Regions from separate parts of the Homo sapiens genome. Here region 1 is linked to region 2. A link is an interaction called in ENCODE POLR2A ChIA-PET data of the cell type or tissue named here. Cell type or tissue: CD4-positive, alpha-beta T cell. All regions are shown on one strand. Each heading gives the region's core, and the rest is flanking DNA. Links, peaks and the distances in the headings are about the cores only. Region 1 overlaps MRTFA (myocardin related transcription factor A). Region 2 overlaps MRTFA (myocardin related transcription factor A).

Region 1 (5,373 bases), core at 232-5,231, 71 kb after region 2:
AGCCTTAGGTGTATTACTTAAACCTGCTGGGCCTCACTTTGCTTCTCGGTAAAATAGGATTAATAATACCTATCTTGGCCAGGCATAGTGCCTCACACCTGTAATCTCAGCACTTTTGGGAGGCTGAGACGGACAGATCACTTCAGCCCAGGAGTTCAAGACCAACCTGGGCAACATGGTGAAACCCTGTATCTACAAAAAAAAAAATTAAAAAATTACCGGGCATGGTGTCATGCACCTATAGTTCCAGCTACTCCAGAGGCTGAGGTGGGAGGATCTGTTGAGCCAGGGACGTCAAGGCCTTGGTGAGCTGAGATCATGCCACTGCACTCCAGCCTGGGTGACAGAGTGAGACCTTGTCTCAAAAAATAAAACACCAAAATGTATCTTCATATGGCTGTTAGGAAGAGTAAGTTAAAATATAAAAGAATGTAAAACAGTGTCTGGCACAGAGTACGTGCGTCATAAGTGTCAGCTATTATTGTAGCTCCTGCTGTTTTTATCGATTTAGTTCTCCAAGGCTTTGTTCTTAACAATGGTAATTTGTAAAATAATAATAGCCTCTTGGTTCAGTTTCTCAGACTGTTTGTAACATCCTTTTGAGATCCAGTTCAGTACAAGAAACCATTGTTGAATGCCTACTATGTATTAAGTGCTATGGGGGACATATATCAGTAAGGGATATTCTCTTCTCTCCAGGAACTTATAAACTGGTAGGAGAAGTAAGATGTTCAAGGGCTACTATTACACAAGGCAAAATATTATACTTTTCCCTAACATATAAAAGGTAGCTCACAGGAGGCCTAGAGTAACTGAATGCTGTGGAGTGAGTGGGGAAGTTCAGATGAACAGGGTAGGCATTTCCAGGTGAAGTGAATAAAAGAGGTAGGAAAAAATTCACGGTACTTGAGGAAGAGTAACTGGCCAGGCTTGATTAAGATAACTTGAAATGGGAGAGAGACACTACAGGCAAGGACACAGCCAGGGAGCTACCACTGCAGCATGGGAAAACATGGCAGGGTAAAATTGATAAGAGGGGAGTGTGAGTGTGAGGAGGTAGAGTTGAAGTTGGCCCAGACATTTAAAAAATACTGGGAAAGATAGTGATATCATTAAAGAAGTAAGAAGGATGGGAAGGGGATTAGGTTTTTGGGAGGAAAACAAGTTTGGCTTTGGATCTACTGAATTTGAGATGTAGGCAGGCGCATGGTTATGGTTCTGCGATTCTTGGACGCCTCCCTAAAAGCTACTCTGTGGATAGAAAAAGGCAGATATTAAGATGATTCCCAGTAGATTCTGGTTCCTCTCAGATGTGACTTGGAAGGCCCCTACACCTGAAGACTTAATTATGTAAGGAGGCTTTCCTTGGCCCGTGGGATCCTCCTAACCCTCCTCCTCTGAACATTTTCTTTTTTTTCTTTCTTTTTTTTTTTTAGACGGGGTCTTGCTCTGTTGCCCAGGCTGGAGTGCAGTGGCATGATCTCAGCTCACTGCAACCTCTGCAGTTTCTCATTTAGTCTCTGAATGACAGCTGTGCCATTGTCATTCTGTGTAGTTTGTAGTTGTAACACCGTTTAGGTTTAACTGGCTTTTGAAAGAAAGATAGTTGTTTTTTTTTTTTTTTTTTTTTTTCCTGAGACAGCATCTCACTCTCGTTACCCAGGCTGGAGTGAGAGAGAGTAGTGTGATCTCGGCTCACTGCAACCTCCGCCTCCCAGGTTCAAGCAATTCTCCTGCCTCAGCCTCCTGAGTAGCTGGGACTACAGGCGCGCACCACCACACCCGACTAATTTTTGTATTTTTAGTATAGATGGGGTTTCACTGTCTTGGCCAGGCTGGTCTCGAACTCCTGACCTTGTGATCCGCCCGCCTCGGTCTTCCAAAGTGCTGGGATTACATGTAGGCATGAGCCACTGTGCCTGGCTGATAGTTGATTTTTAACTTAAAAAAAATCCCTATTAAGTTTTTTCATTAAGCAGTATTGCCAGAGTGAAAATAAGAGAAACACCCATCAGTCTCCCCTAGCCCGGATGTGCTTTGAGTCATCTAGCTGAATTGTTTCACCTCAACAGAAAAGGCTCTAAGTGAAGAGAAAGAAGAAAAACAGAGGCATATTAACGGTAAAATATTTTCTAGGCTAGAAAAAGGCATTGCTTGGTGAAATGGCTATAATTTTTAGATACAAAAGAAAAAGAGTTTACAAATAGTACTTCCTGATCTGTGTGAGTAGTTCTTTCATTCACTATACTTATGGTGGTAAACATTTGTTAAGCGTAGAGCATCTGGAAAGCTTTTTTTGCTGGGTGGTGGTCCTCGTTAGGATATTTTGAGTTTGGAAGAGGTGTTTTTAAAAAAGTTTTAGGAGGAGGACTCAGTGTTTTGGAGGTTTTGAGCAAAAGGCAAGACTCTGATGCTTTGTGGATTGTTATCGCCCTGCAAGACCCTTCGCAACTTCCTCTCACCGCCCACAGCAGAATACGGAAACTCTGCTGTATCAGGCCACTTCTGCAATTACAGACAGTTGCACTTCAAGGGGACCCTTCTTTCACACTACATCCTTCTGTTTTTAGACTTTTTTTGCGTTTGAAAATGTGTTTTTTGAGGTGGAATACCCAACTGACCCCTCATCTCTCCTCTCTCTCTGCTGCCCTGCAGTGCTACAGTTGAAACTCCAGCAGCGCCGGACCCGGGAAGAACTGGTGAGCCAAGGGATCATGCCGCGTAAGTGCCTCTCTCTCTCAGCATTTGGTAGATTGCTTTTAGGACATGGCTGTGTTCACCGAGTATGCCATGGGAAGCATCTAACATAAAACAAGGATGATGCGTTTTATTTTCCACTCTCTTCTTTCTCATGACTTTCCAAGTTTAGAGCTCAATCACTAAATAGTTAAGATAACTAATTGATCAAGTTCAGTGAAACAAACTGTGTTTAAAGGGTCAAACCTGGTTTAAATTAGGTGTAAAGGGTGCCACTGAATTTTCCTTTACTTTGGAATTGCACCTTTAAAAGAGTTTTCACTCTGTTATACTTCCCTTTATAGGAGGGGCAGATCTTGAGCCTGGTGTATTGTGAGGAAGAACCACTTCTCCCATATGCTTTGCCTTCATGTTCTGGTTCTTAGGAAGAGAAACCTCTTTTCTGGTATTTTGAATCAACCACAGTTTTATGTAGAGTGAGATCCTGAGATACTCTAAGGCTGGCCTGGGCGTGAGCATGGCTGAGTAGAGTCGTTGATGGCGCTATCACGGCACCGGGCTCAGTGGGTGCAGAAGTCCATCCCTTAGGGGAAAAATGAAACCAAACCTTGGAATCTGTTAGAAGTAAGGAAATTTGCCTTTAATACCAACAGCATTATAAACGGAGCTGAAACTGGAGCTGGTGAGGTTTTGATCTTTCGGACCTTTCTTTTTTAAATCATCAGCAGAGAACATAGGCTCTCTTTTCTGTTTGTATGTTATCACTACTTGGATACACTGTAAGTCAAAAAACAATCATACAACTTCTGGCTTCATGGTGGGAGAACTGATGTTTTTCACTTTAACTCATTGTCTGCTGGCTGACTGCTACCATATTTTCCTAGCTCTCATTCATTCATTCATTCATTCATTCAAAATCTTTGAGTACCTAATATGTGATAGTTGATGCAGCAAGATAAATCCAGCTCTTGCTCTCAGGTGATTTATATTTAGAAGGGCAAGACTAGTAGTAGACAAGAAATTTCAGAGCAGGGATCACCTTGAAATGCAGTTGGTAAGTTCAGAGCCTGGTAAGTACTATCAAGTAAATTAACTGATTGGTGTGTTAATAAGTAATAGGAATAAGATGGAGTCACTTCGAATAAGATGTTCAAGAAAGGCCTCACTGAAGAGGAAAGATTTGAGCTGAGATCTAAAGGATCAGATGAAGCTGGCCATTCAGAAAGCAGGAAGAGGGCTCAGAGAGAAGAAAAAGCAAGTGTCTGGGCCTGGTGCAGGCCAGAAGTTGGTGTGTTTGGAGATCATCAAGTAAGCCAGTGTGGCTGGGGCATGGTGGAGAGAGAGAAGGGGCAAGTGAAGATGGGTAAGGTGGGCAGGGCTAGAGCCAGGGCATTATCACCCACATGGAGGAGGTGGATTTGGCTTTTAATTTTAATTTTTTTTTTTAAGACGGAGTCTTGCTCTGTTGCCCAGGCTGGAGTGCAGTGGCATAATCTGGGCTCACTGCAAGCTCCGCCTCCCGGGTTCACGCCATTCTCCTGCCTCAGCCTCCCAAATAGCTGGGACTACAGGTGCCCACCACAGCGCCTGGCTAATTTTTTTTTTTTTTTTTTTTTGTATTTTTAGTAGAGACGGGGTTTCACCGTATGAGCCAGGTTGGTCTCGATCTCTTGGCCTCGTGATCCTCCTGCCTCAGCCTCCCAAAGTGCTGGGATTACAGCCTGAGCCACTGTGTCCGGCCTTCATTTTAATTTTTAAGAGATGGGGTCTTGCTATGTTGCCCAGGCTGAACTCAACCTCCTGGGCTCAAGCAATCCTTCTGCCTCAGGCTCCTTAGTGGCAGGGACTACTGGTGTGCATCACCATGCCCAGCTGGATTTGGTTTTAAGTGCAATGGGAAGCCATTGAAGGCTTTTAAGCAAGTCAGAATGGACCTACCACAATAGTGATAGGGTCCATTTCTAAGAGAACCTTATAACAAGTGTAAGAAGCCTGGGGTCTATTTCTTTTAACTTTTTTTTTTTTTTTTTTTTTTTTTTTGAGACAAGTTCTTGCTCTGTCATCCAGGCTAAAGTGCAATGGCATGATCATGGCTCACTGCAGCGTCCACCTCTCTGGCTTTCAAGCAGATCTTCCCACCTCAGCCTCCTGAATAGCCCTGGGACTGTAGGTGTGAGCCATCATGCCTGGCTAATTATTTTTACTTTTTATAGAGATGGAGTCTACCTATGTTGCTCAGACTGGTCTTGAACTCCTGGGCTCAAGCGGTCCTCCTGCCTAACCCTCCCAAAGTGCTGGGATTACAGGTGTGAGCCACCTTGCCCGGCTTGGGGTCTATTTCTATCCTAAACATCAGCCCAGGGAGCTTAAGTCCCAAATTAATCTTTTTGTTTACTGCAGTTCACTGCCAGACTATTTACCTACATTATGCTGTCTTCTGTGGCCCTCCAGTGAAGGACTCTCTACCCCCAGTTCTTAAAGTGTTAGGTGGCTTGTTCATTGTATCAGCAATGTGATCAGGTAGGGCAATGCTGTGCTTTACAATACACTCCAAACCTCCCAGTCCATACTGTGGAGAAACAAGATAGCTACCCAGTTTCTCATCTACTTGTCCCTTTCACCAAGGACATCATATACTTAGTGTCTACTTTGTGCCTAGGGTAGTCCTAGATGCTA
Region 2 (5,373 bases), core at 181-5,180:
CCCACATCTCAGACGATGGGCGGCCGGGCAGAGACGCTCCTCACTTCCTAGATGTGATGGCGGCTGGGAAGAGGCGCTCCTCACTTCCTAGATGGGATGGCGGCCGGGCGGAGACGCTCCTCACTTTCCAGACTGGGCAGCCAGGCAGAGGGGCTCCTCACATCCCAGACGATGGGCGGCCAGGCAGAGACACTCCTCACTTCCCAGACGGGGTGGCGGCCGGGCAGAGGCTGCAATCTCGGCACTTTGGGAGGCCAAGGCAGGCGGCTGCTCCTTGCCCTCGGGCCCCGCGGGGCCCGTCCGCTCCTCCAGCCGCTGCCTCCCGGGCGGCGCTCGCCGGCGCCGCGGCAAAGACTGAGACAGCTCCGCTGCCCGCTGAACTCCATCCTCCCGGCGGTCGGGCGGCGGCGGCTTCGGCCCATTTATTTATTTATTGAGACAGGGTCTTGCTCTGTTGCCCAGGCTGGAGTTTAGTGGGGTGATCACAGCTCACTGTAGCCTGGAACTCCTGGGCCCAAGTGATCCTCCTGCCTCAACCTCCCAAGTAGCTGGGACTACAGACAGGCATCACCATACCTGGCTTTTTTTCTTTTTCTTTTTTTTTTTTTTGGTAGAGATGGGGTCTTGCCATGTTGCCCAACCTGGTCTCTAACTTCTAGTTTCAACCCACCCTCCCGTTTGGCCTACGAAAGTAAGTGCTTCTTGTTTAATTTTTTAAAGATTACTGTTTAAAAAATTGTTTTTCTTTTATTTAGGTCTTTTTACCTCAAAGTGCCAGTGAGATAGTGGGTGTGGAATTGCTAAGAAAAAGTCAAATCAACTGAGATGTTATGTTTATTTGTTATTCCTATCACATGACTCTCAATATCTCCTGTGGTGCTGGAGTATTGACACTGTGGCATTACATGCTCTCTTCTATGGCGAACAGTTTTGGCAGGAGGGAGACAGCCAGCCCTCTGCCCTTCCTACCATCTTCTGTGCAGGAATCTTAAAGTTTATATTTATTTTCCTGTAAATACCGAACTGTGAAAACTTGTTTCATTTGAAAACCCTCATTACTAGAGAGACAAAGTAAATTTAACAAAGACCAGGTGTGGTGGTTCAGGCCTGTAATCCCAACACTTTGGGTAGCTGAGGCAGGGGGATCACTTGAGCTTAGGAGTTCGAGACCAGCCTGGGCAACATGGTGAAACCCCATCTTTACTAAAAATACAAAAGTTAGCTGGGTGTGGTGGCATATGCCTGTAGTCCCAGCTACTTGGGAGGCTGAGGTAGGAGGATCGCTTGAACTTGGGAGGTTGAGGCTGCAGTGACCTGAGATCATGCCATTGTACTCAGTCTGGGGGACAGAGTGAGACCTAGTCTCAAAAAGAAAAAAAAAAAAAAAAAGAAAAAACCTCTCACACAGCAAATTATACAGCCCACATAAGGACCAAGGAATGACTCAATCTTCTCAACCTTTTAGGGATGCTTTTCCCTTAGTTGCTAACCTTTGACCAGACTGTCATGTAGACTCAAAGTTGAAATTTACCCGTTTTTCCTAAGTCAGTTTGAAAATTTGGTTGCCAGAAGGGGCCAGTGAGATGCTTCTGCTTTCCCAGAGCAGCATTTAGCCCACACTGGCTGCTACTCATTGCCTGTTGAGTCATTCCCACAGTTCTATATAGAGCTTTTCTGGCTTTTCTTTTAAACATGATGTTCTTGGAGTGAGAAAGGAAGGAAGTTTTTCTCTCTTGTACTGAGTCTCCCTCACCCCAAATTTGCATTGCTTCTCTTTACTAATAACAAAATATTGCCTTCAGTCATTCTGAGACTATTTTCTCTCTTAAGGTCTCCTACTGCTTTTATTTACCATTTGTTTACTATGTAAGCATTAAGGTATTCGCTGGGCTATTGGCAGCAGCCAGCTTTCACATACAGGCTGATAGTTAACGAGAAAGATTGAAGAATTCTAGATAAACACACCAAACATGGATTCTTAGTTTCCAACTTTAAAAAATTCAGTCAGATAGACTGAAAGTAATCTTAATATCATTGTTATGAATATCAGTTAATGAAAGGTGCTGTGGGGAGCAGTGGCTCATGCCTGTAATCCCAGCACTTTGTGAGGCTAAGGTGGGCAGATCGCTTGAGCCTAGGAGTTTGAGACCAGCTACTCAGGAGGCTGAGGTGGGAGGAGCACTTGAGCCTGGAAGGTCGAGGTTGCAGTAAGCCACATTTGCACCACTGCATTCCAGTCTGGGCAACGGAGTGAGACCCTGTCTCAAACATACAAAAAAAGTAAATGAAATCAAATAACATCAGTATACTGTCTATTCACAGACCGTATGTCTAATATAGGCACAAGTAAGAGGCTCTTTTAGGGGACTGACAGATCTGAAAGACAGATTACAGCTCTGGAATGTATTCAGATGACTTTTTGAAACAGATATTTTAATTGGAGTGGGGGTGGAGAAATAGTTGAGCTTCTGTAGTTAAATGTTCAACTTCCTTAGCCTGTTATCTATAAATACCACATATAAAAAAGCCGTTGGAATTCTTTTTCAGAAAATTTATGGAGCTTACATTTTGTATATATGTGTTTATATGTGTTTAATCTTCTTCCCCACCTCTCATCAATGGGTCAGTAATTGGACTGCTTCTTTCATGAGCTTGAGTTGTTTGGATTGTGTTTAATCTGTTCCACTAAACTGCATTAACAGCAGTCTCTTATAGTGGGATTTTGAACAAAACCTCATCTTCTCTTCTTGAGAGGAAAAAAGCAGTTGATCTGTTTTCTGAAAGTCTCTTTATATATGTCTCTCCCCTCCCCCAGAGACGAATAGCAAGGGGAGGAGCTTGCTCACTGTTCTAACCACACTTAGTATGTCTTAACTGGAGAGCTTTTTGGTTTCCTGTCGGCAGTAATTCAAATCTGTGTCATCTTGACTCGCCTGAAGGGTGGATAAATTGGTAACTGCACTGAGAAGGGGATATTCTCACAGTCTGATTTGAGCATAAGGCATCAGATTGAATTTGTGAAAGCTTTCAAGACAGCTTTTCTCCTGTGACTTTGACTTTCTTCATTATATTTGTGGATTTTTGTTTCTGGAAGAATCCGTCATGACTCTACTGGAACCTGAGATGTTAATGATGGCAGTACAGTCAGGTAATTCACATAAATCCTAATTTCCTAACTTGCTAATAATTTCCTACAAATCTTATTTGCCACAGGCTTCTTTAAAAAAAATGGGTCATATTTGTACTAGGAGTGGACAGAAATGGGGAGGAAGAAATGTACTGCATTTTCAGTTTTTTATTAATTTTTCTCTCATTGCAAATTCTAGTTATTCTGACAGCTTTGAATTAGATGGTTACTGGTTTTAAGATTATTCAGTTGCGGAGACCTGTTTGAGAAAAAAAACTCTTTGTCTTCTTTAATCAAGTGTTGTATTGTCTGTGGCACTGTTTTAAATGAAAGACAATTAAATTGCTTTGCTGTTTTATACATTGTTGTCTTTAATCACTAGTCTAGACTCTATGTTTTTATGAAAGCATCTTTAAATTTTTTTTCTTAGCTGTTCTTTCTTGTTTGTGGTATAACCTTTCTGTACCATCTTTTGGTTCTGTGGAAATGCCCTTAATAACACATAGGATTAGGACTAAATTTTGGAGATGGGTAAGTTTGAGCAAAGAGTCAGTCAACACAGGGGAGGATTTTTGAAATTTTATCTCTAAAAACAGTTTTCCAATTCAGAGTTTTTAAAACCCTTTTAAAAATATAGTTAGTTTTCAGTGGTTTCTTTTACTTTTAGTGTTTTTACACTTGGAAGTCAGATATCTAAAAATAGGGAATGTTCTTTTGCTATTTTTAGATCTCTACTAAAATGTAATCTGTAGTGTTTTCTTGTTTCAGAGCATATCTTAAAAGATTCAGACAAGTGGCATTTGGGGACCTCTTCCCCATCCACTGGCTTTCACTCAAAGGAAAATAAGACTTCTTGGTTCTGGCAGATACTGTCTCTGGCAGAATTGGTCTCACTGTTTTCCTTGGGGAGCATTTTAGGTAGTATGTTGAAAGACAGATATACATCAGTTGAAGACAGGATCAGATGCTATCTGGTTAATAAAGCTTATGATCAGGGAAGGGGCAAAGAAGACAGATACCACTACCATTTTGTTCTTTCTGGTTTTACTAATATGACCATAATGAGTCATTTTTTATGCATATAGGCTATGTGTTTCAGGTTGCCTTTCCTTTTCCTCCTACAGATCTATTGAGCTTTGTGTTCTAAACAAGATAGTGTGCTTATCTGAATGTTTCCCATCTGTCTTTGATGAAAAAGCTCCCAGTTAAACTAATTTGGATTTATTTATTTTTCCTGTCTATTCCAGTTCTCTGCTATGTGTGGGCAAGTGCCTGTTTTATCTTGAGGGGTAGATTTTAGCATTTGAACTCTCTCCCTTTTTAAAATCACCTTGTTACTTACAGATCATCTCAGTCCAGTAACTTTTCTTTATAAAGGTTAAAAGATTGTTTGCTTTCTTCTCAGGTAGTCTCAGTGTTCTCAGCCTTGAGAGGGAAAGGGACATACTTAATATTTTCTTGTCTTGCTTGCTAAGAGCTGTTTTTCCTTCGTCATGTGTTGGGCAGGGCTAGCCACCCATCTGTTGGACCAGCTACTTCATAAAACTTTCAAAGGATGATAGTAGGTGAAATGAAATTGACAAGAGTGTTGGATGCAGGTAGAATGAAGGGTCTGCTGTAGCGTGTATGTGGACTTCTTTCTTTTGTTTATGTTCGTAAAAGTGGAGAGACTCTGGATATAGAAAGGGTAATAGCAAACTGATATCTCCAGTACCTGTCTCCTATATGATCAAAAACATTAACAATGTGTTGGTTTTGTAAAATTGCTACTGTTTTGTTCTGAAGTGCTGTAGCCATTAGCTGGATTGTAACAGTAATATGACAGCTGTATAGTAAAATACTGTCTCTCTTTATGATAGGAAATGAAAAAGCATCTGTTATGAAGCCTCAGTGAACTAAAAGCCATTCTCTGAAAAGTCAAGACTTTTGGGCTTTATCAGTAGATAAACATGAGCCATAGGTTTTCTAGCAATAGAATATTTTAACCTATATGAATATATGCTTTATAGGTGAGACTGCTATTTAATGAGAGTTTTAAAGTAACTAAACCTTGTTGACAGAATTCAGGATGGAAAGTTTTACCCTAAATAAAACTTCAGGATATTGAATATGATAGCAAAGTTCCAGGGTATGTTTTATATTTATGAACAATTTTCATTTGAATATTTGGAGCTTGGGGGTTTTGGTGAGACATGTTCATGTATGTTATATACAAACTTTCAGGCCTGGCATGGTGGCTCACACCT

What was found. ChIA-PET counts read pairs that join two places held together with the same protein. Peaks named below come from ENCODE experiments on the same cell type or tissue, not always from the same donor. Only the 100,000 strongest peaks of a DNase experiment are listed, where the experiment ranks them.
Region 1: POLR2A ChIA-PET joins it to region 2 with 10 read pairs; 8 of 35 experiments call an interaction of 5 or more read pairs at or near these places.

Annotation. Positions count from the first base shown.
Region 1 is chr22:40,460,569-40,465,941 of GRCh38, reverse strand. It overlaps MRTFA (myocardin related transcription factor A), which reads left to right. Exons shown (of 15, transcript NM_020831.6): 4 at 2,656-2,721. Among named protein-coding and RNA genes, the nearest start is that of MRTFA-AS1, 59 kb to the left of the region's middle. RefSeq lists an enhancer at 2,284-2,393. In CD4-positive, alpha-beta T cell, for the core only: no CTCF peak of the experiment used is centred there; DNase peaks (open chromatin) are centred at 2,031, 2,471 and 3,231; H3K4me3 peaks cover 2,991 bases; H3K27ac peaks cover 4,708 bases.
Region 2 is chr22:40,531,365-40,536,737 of GRCh38, reverse strand. All of the region lies in intron 3 of MRTFA (myocardin related transcription factor A), which reads left to right. Among named protein-coding and RNA genes, the nearest start is that of MRTFA-AS1, 12 kb to the right of the region's middle. In CD4-positive, alpha-beta T cell, for the core only: no CTCF peak of the experiment used is centred there; DNase peaks (open chromatin) are centred at 1,607 and 2,867; H3K4me3 peaks cover 2,576 bases; H3K27ac peaks cover 3,603 bases.